Regions from separate parts of the Homo sapiens genome. Here region 2 is linked to region 1. Evidence: chromatin loops called from intact Hi-C (ENCODE). Cell type or tissue: Calu3. All regions are shown on one strand. Links, peaks and the distances in the headings refer to the core of each region. The heading gives the core; the rest is flanking DNA.

Region 1 (2,921 bases), core at 151-2,650:
TGTCCTAAATCTGGTGCCTTCCTATGTACATCCAATATCGTGACCTCTCACTTACCATGTGGTCGTGTGTGTTTTTTTGAATTCCCAAATGTATTCAGAAGAGAACCTAGTTAAAGAAGCACAGACTCAGAAGTATATAGAGCCGAAAAGCTCATTATAGACTAAGAATTCTCTCTTGGTTTCTTAACACAGATAGGCTAATAATTCAGCTTTCCATTGATCAGAATTTGTGTTGCTTGGTTTAACTTAGACAATCGTTTACTGCTAGTATCAAAATATTTGAGAATATTGTTGCATAAGCATCTGTGTAGAATCAAGAAGTTCCACACAAGGCATGAAAGTGGTTATACATGTCTAGCTCCTGAGGCGGTGAGGTAAGAGGTTGAGTGGCTTTGTGACACTATGCCTGGCTGCTGCATTCATGGATTTTTGTGCCTTGTTTGCTCGTGTTCCTATTTAATTTTTTAATTAGTATGTTGAGGGAGGCAGATGTTGAGTAAATGCTGTTTTGTAAATTTTTAATTAGGATTTTTAAAAATTGAAATACCTTTTTTTGATTTTTGTTTAGCTCTAAATGTTTTGTTTTATATTATTTTCCCTATTTTAGTTGCAGCAAAGATTTCTGCATAAACTACTTCAAGATTTGCTTATCTGAATGAAAAGTTATCTTCCCTGAGACCAGATCCAGACCACCTTTTGATGATTTACTTACCTGACCATGTCGTTCCCTTGAGTTTCTTGTTATTATGATTATAATAAAGGGAGTACAAGCAATCTGGTCATTTTAACCTACTACCAGATGGATTAGATCACTGCGGGATATTGGCTTATTTACCCTACAATGACTCATCACAGTTTAGGAGGAAGAAGACCAGCTTAGAGGTCAGGAGATTTACTTTTGTAGTTTTTGGTTAATTACTTTACTACCTGTCTCTGATATTATAGGTTAATGGCTTCTGGGGGGATTAATGAGATTAGAAACAGAGAGATGCCCAATCCTTATTTATTTTACAATTTTGCCTAGGAGTACCGTTCCCTAATCTTAATAAATTATAGTATAAATACCTCCTTGATGCTAAGGAATATGCCAGGTCTGAGGAGATCAGGTTGAACTGAACAAGGTTCTAGCCCTTCAAGAGCACAGGATTAGTGTTGGATAGGTAAATAACTGCAAACACGATGTGATGAAAGCCACCATAGGAGTATGAATCAATTACAGATGTGTCCAGAGGTGGTTATAAGTAATCTAATATCAGGAATGGTTTCTCTGTAGAGGTGATGCTATTGTTAGATCTTGAAAGATAACCACTAGTTTGCCACATAAAGGGGAAGGTGTTCTAGGAAGAGCAAAGAGACTCAAAGTGCAGCATATGTTTAGGGAACTAGAGTTAATTCAACATAATAGAATGTGGACACTAAGGGACAGTGACAGGAGATGTAGCTGGAAATTTGATAGGAAATAGATTTAGAAGTGCTTTGCCTATTATGTTAAATAGATTGGACTTGATTGAACGTTTCAAATTACAGGAAAAATGGAATCTTATTTGTACAGTGGTGTACTGGCTGAAAGCCCATGTCCCTCAGAGCACATGTCTCTTCCTCCATTACAGAGAAGTAAAGGATATTAGAGGAAATATGGGGAGGGCTGGACTCAAGTTCTGAGTGGGTAAATTTTTAGATGGATTGACTCGGTGGTTGCCTTCTAAGAAGTAAGTCACATATGGATTAAAGAAGCATGACTAATTTAGATTTGTTGAATTTGAGTTAGGGTGTGTGGAACTAAGGAGAAGTCAAGACTAAAGATATAAAGTGTGGGTTTAACTGTGGATAATTGAAGGCCCTTCCTAGAAATTGCTGTACTTAAACACGAGTTATGTGTTAAAATATTTTAGGAATAAGTTTGCCATAAGAATCATGTGATTTAACTCTTAAATTATGTTTTTCCCCATTTTTTTGTGTTAGCACAAACTCGGTAAATAGCAAAATTCTATAAAATTATGGAAACTTTCAAAGTCATAATTTAAAAGGAACAGCCTTCTTCATTTTTTTTTTGTAAATACTTAGACTATTTTTGCCAAAGATTTTAGTTCTGATGCTTTAGTTTTTCTGACAGCTACTCCAAAGATTCAAGGATAGAGTTTAAATGAAGGATACATTCAAGGGTATCCTTTAGGTAGGAACTAGCTCTGCTCTGATTTTTATTTAGCTATCATTGGAGAACATTCCGAAAAGTGTGTGTATAGATTATGTAACCAGTCACTTAGGGCCCCTGACCCCTTGTTAACCTGGCCCTCTTGAGAGACAGTGAGCTGGGGGTGCACTGGGAACAGCTAGGTCAGACGCAGCCCTGTTGCTTAGCAGTCCCCATGGATCAGTCATAAGGGGTTGTTGCTCAGCAACCAATGCTCTAGTGGTGCTTCATCCCCCATGGCATTTTGCAGTAGTGGGGGCTCACCCCTACCGGAGAAGTAGTACAGTCTGGCAGGGTGCCAAACATCCCCACAGGCATGAGGGTTCTTAGTAAGTATCTGACCTTAGAATCAGAGAAGATAACTTATGTTCTCTGAACGTGCAAGTGATTTATGGAATTATTGATGTAGATTTAATTAAACATGAACTTGGGGCAGGGCAGGTAGTTCTGGCAGCTAGAGTTCTCATTTCAAATACTTTGATTTCAGTTTCTTTCTTCTTGAGGCTTATTTGCAAGGTGAGTTTTCTGGGTCAATGCAAAGTAATTTTTTATGCTGCATGGAATACGTAACTTTCCAATTAGCACTATTAAGCCAGAGCAAACATTTATGTTTGAGAAAACCCGCCAAGCAAATTCTTACTTTGGTCATGTGGGCCTGAATGTCAGAGTATTTGATTTAATATCGATAAAAGAATTTGCCACTAATATTTGAGATATTCTTTGAATTTTC
Region 2 (2,921 bases), core at 268-2,767, 75 kb after region 1:
AAAAAATAAGTTTTTTCAAAATTATGCACATTATTCAATTGTATGATCTTTAAGATTCAAAAATGAATTAAAGTTTTCATATCAGATGAATTACTGAAACAATATTTTGGGTTCGCTGAAACACTATGGTGAATATGCGGTTCAAAGAAGAAAAATATTCTTGTTGAAATGATTCAGGCATATTGTAGATGGCTGTACTAGGTGACTTTTAGGTGACTTCTTTATAACTTTATAAAGTTATTTTAGTCTAATCTCTTCTAAATTTATAAGGGCCTATGACTCTAGAAAAGGCAATATAATGAAATTTTTTAAAATCCATGTTTTGGAATCCTATGTGACAGGGCTTAAATCCTAGCTTAGGGCAAGTTTCTTAATATCTAAAAGACTCTATTTCAGTTGTTTCTTTTGAATTGTAGGGAATCTATCTCTCCTCTCTCTTCTCTCCCTCCCTCTCTGACATCTGTGGTAAAGATTAAATAAAATATTGCATATAAAGCCATGTACAATATATATTAATAAAAGCCACTGCCTAGCTAAGGGCCCAATTAAGAGTAGCTGTTCTACCTGTGTATGGCTGATAACATTTTTAGTTATCAACTGAGATTTCTTTACTCCTTTATACTTGCTTTAATACTCTATAAAGGTGGTTCACTGAGGGATGATGCACTTAATCTAGAACAAACGATCACTTAAGTTTCTGTTTTTTAAAATCTAAACAAAGAGCCATAGTCTTGAAAGTCAGCATTATTTATGACAATAGCCTGACTTTTTGAAAGAAAAGATTTATTGAGCTATCTGAAACTGAAGAACTGAGAACAAACCGTAGAGTGGGAATTACTATATGATGATGTAAAAGTTTTGATGTTTCTGGGAAGGGAAATGAGTCATTGACTAGCTAGTGGGAGAAGAATTCAGGATGTAATGAGACCCCAGTCATTATTCAAGTCTCTGTGAAGGTGGCCAGGATTCCAGCTCACTGGGTTGAACAGAAGGGAGATTGAATAATAAAAATTCTAAGGAACATCCAAATGTAAAGAGGACTATCCCTCACTTCCCAGGGAAAATTTGGGTATCAAAAAGAAGCTCTCTTTGTATGTTCTTCGACCCTAGAAAGGTAGACAAGCAATGGTCAAGAGAAGTGCCCAGGCAGATGGGCCTGACTGCCACCTCACAGAGTTCTCAGCCCCTCAGAGGAGTGAAACTCTGAAGTGATTTCATGGACCTCATGGAGGGCATAGAATGATTTAAATAGACCGTCAACCTTAAAGTCCAGAGATGTAACAAAGAGGATGCAGATGCACATATCTCTACCTGAGGTAATAGTTATACCTGAGACAATAGCAGTGGATCCCTGTGCACACTGATGTAACTGGACACATTGCAGCTCAGTGAGGGTCAGCGTGGACACAGGATATGTGTGAACCTGATGCCTTTTCTCCACACTTCAGTCTCCCTTTCATGAGAGAAAGGAACATGCTATTAGTGGTAGGGTGTCTTAGTCACCTCCTATTTACCCTGTGGGTGAGGGAGAGCTAAACACCACCTGACCCTGAAGAGATGAGACCAACAGCAAGTTATTAGTCATGTCTACTGATGGCCTGGGGGAGGAGGACATGGCACACCTTGCAGGGCCACACAGGAGTTGCACTCAAGAGCAGAGTGAACAACCAGGTCTGTAGGAGGTAGCCTTTGGAGAATTAAGAGGGTAGGGTGCTCCCAGTTCTTGTGGAATGATGTGATTCACTTGTTTGATTTGGCAGGCAAACAGAGAACAAAACCTGCTACTCAAGGATAAATAGAAACTGTGCCTGGTCCCCTTCATAAGGATGGTGGTCTGTCTAGGATACCTGATCTATGGGAGGAGAACTTGTAGTTAGGCCATTAGAGACCTGTTTTATCAGATATCAAGCCTAAATTTTTGGCTTTATGCTACAATTGATCACTTGATGCTTTGACATCAGTTTAAATCTTGATGATAACTGAGACTTTTAGGGATTAGGAGATGTGCCTTCCTAGGAAGCAAAGTAGGCACCTGACCAAGCAGAGAGGGCCACATTTTGAGGTGGTTGCCAAAAACATGAACTTCGGGCATGTCTCCATATATAACCAGTAAAAGCAATTGAGAGACCTGTGTGACATTGATGTAGAGAGTGGATGCTCCCAGGGGGTGTGAATTGAGACTAACCAATGCTTGTGGCAGTGGTGACATCAAGGGGGTAGAGGGACATTTGTCTCATTGTGACTTAAATAGTTCTTTGAAAACCCATTAGGCTTATCAATTAAAGTAGCTGCCTGGGGCTAACTACCTGAGGCCTATGGGAAGGCTGCATTTCAATGGAAAGCTTTCTTCAAGATTCCATTGTGTATTCTGAGACATAAAATGAGTGCCTTGGTAACAATCTAGTGTCTAAAACTGCAAATGAGATAAGGAATATCCTGTTGAGGCCTTGTATTGTGGCCTTAGGATATGTAGAGAAACCTGTTGATTTGGTTTATATATTTATATTTGGGTACCTGTGAAACAAGAGATTCACAGAGTTCTTTAAAGTGAGACCCTTAGGCAATGGTCTAAGAGTTGTAAAAATATACATATGAGGTGAAATGGCCAGGGCATCCATTGCCAAGATAAATGTCTAGAGTGTGCCAATTGTGCTGACCCTTGGGTTCTATTCTTTATCAGGGACATCTTGGTTAAGGAATTAAGAGCAACAACTCTCTACTGAGCTCTATCATGTATAATTGTGGCAACATCATTGGTAAAATGTATGGCCTTCTATTGCCATTCATTCAGTTGATCCCAGGGGGCTCTCCAGGTAGCCAAGGACTCTAGGAAAGGGATGACTTCCCCTAGCACCATGGTTTTGGCAAAGGACTGATGGTAGAGGAGGCCACCACCTTCTACAGATAGAATATGCCAGAAG

What was found. Peaks named below come from ENCODE experiments on the same cell type or tissue, not always from the same donor. Only the 100,000 strongest peaks of a DNase experiment are listed, where the experiment ranks them.
Region 2: it touches region 1 in a loop (6-fold over the local background); 5 of 110 quality-filtered maps call a loop at or near these places.

What each region holds. Positions count from the first base shown.
Region 1 is chr6:122,620,263-122,623,183 of GRCh38, forward strand. The region is part of intron 1 of PKIB (cAMP-dependent protein kinase inhibitor beta); the gene reads left to right. Among named protein-coding and RNA genes, the nearest start is that of PKIB, 11 kb to the left of the region's middle. In Calu3, for the core only: no CTCF peak of the experiment used is centred there; no DNase peak of the experiment used is centred there.
Region 2 is chr6:122,695,424-122,698,344 of GRCh38, forward strand. The region is part of intron 3 of PKIB (cAMP-dependent protein kinase inhibitor beta); the gene reads left to right. Among named protein-coding and RNA genes, the nearest start is that of FABP7, 83 kb to the right of the region's middle. RefSeq lists an enhancer at 504-1,703. In Calu3, for the core only: no CTCF peak of the experiment used is centred there; a DNase peak (open chromatin) is centred at 1,628.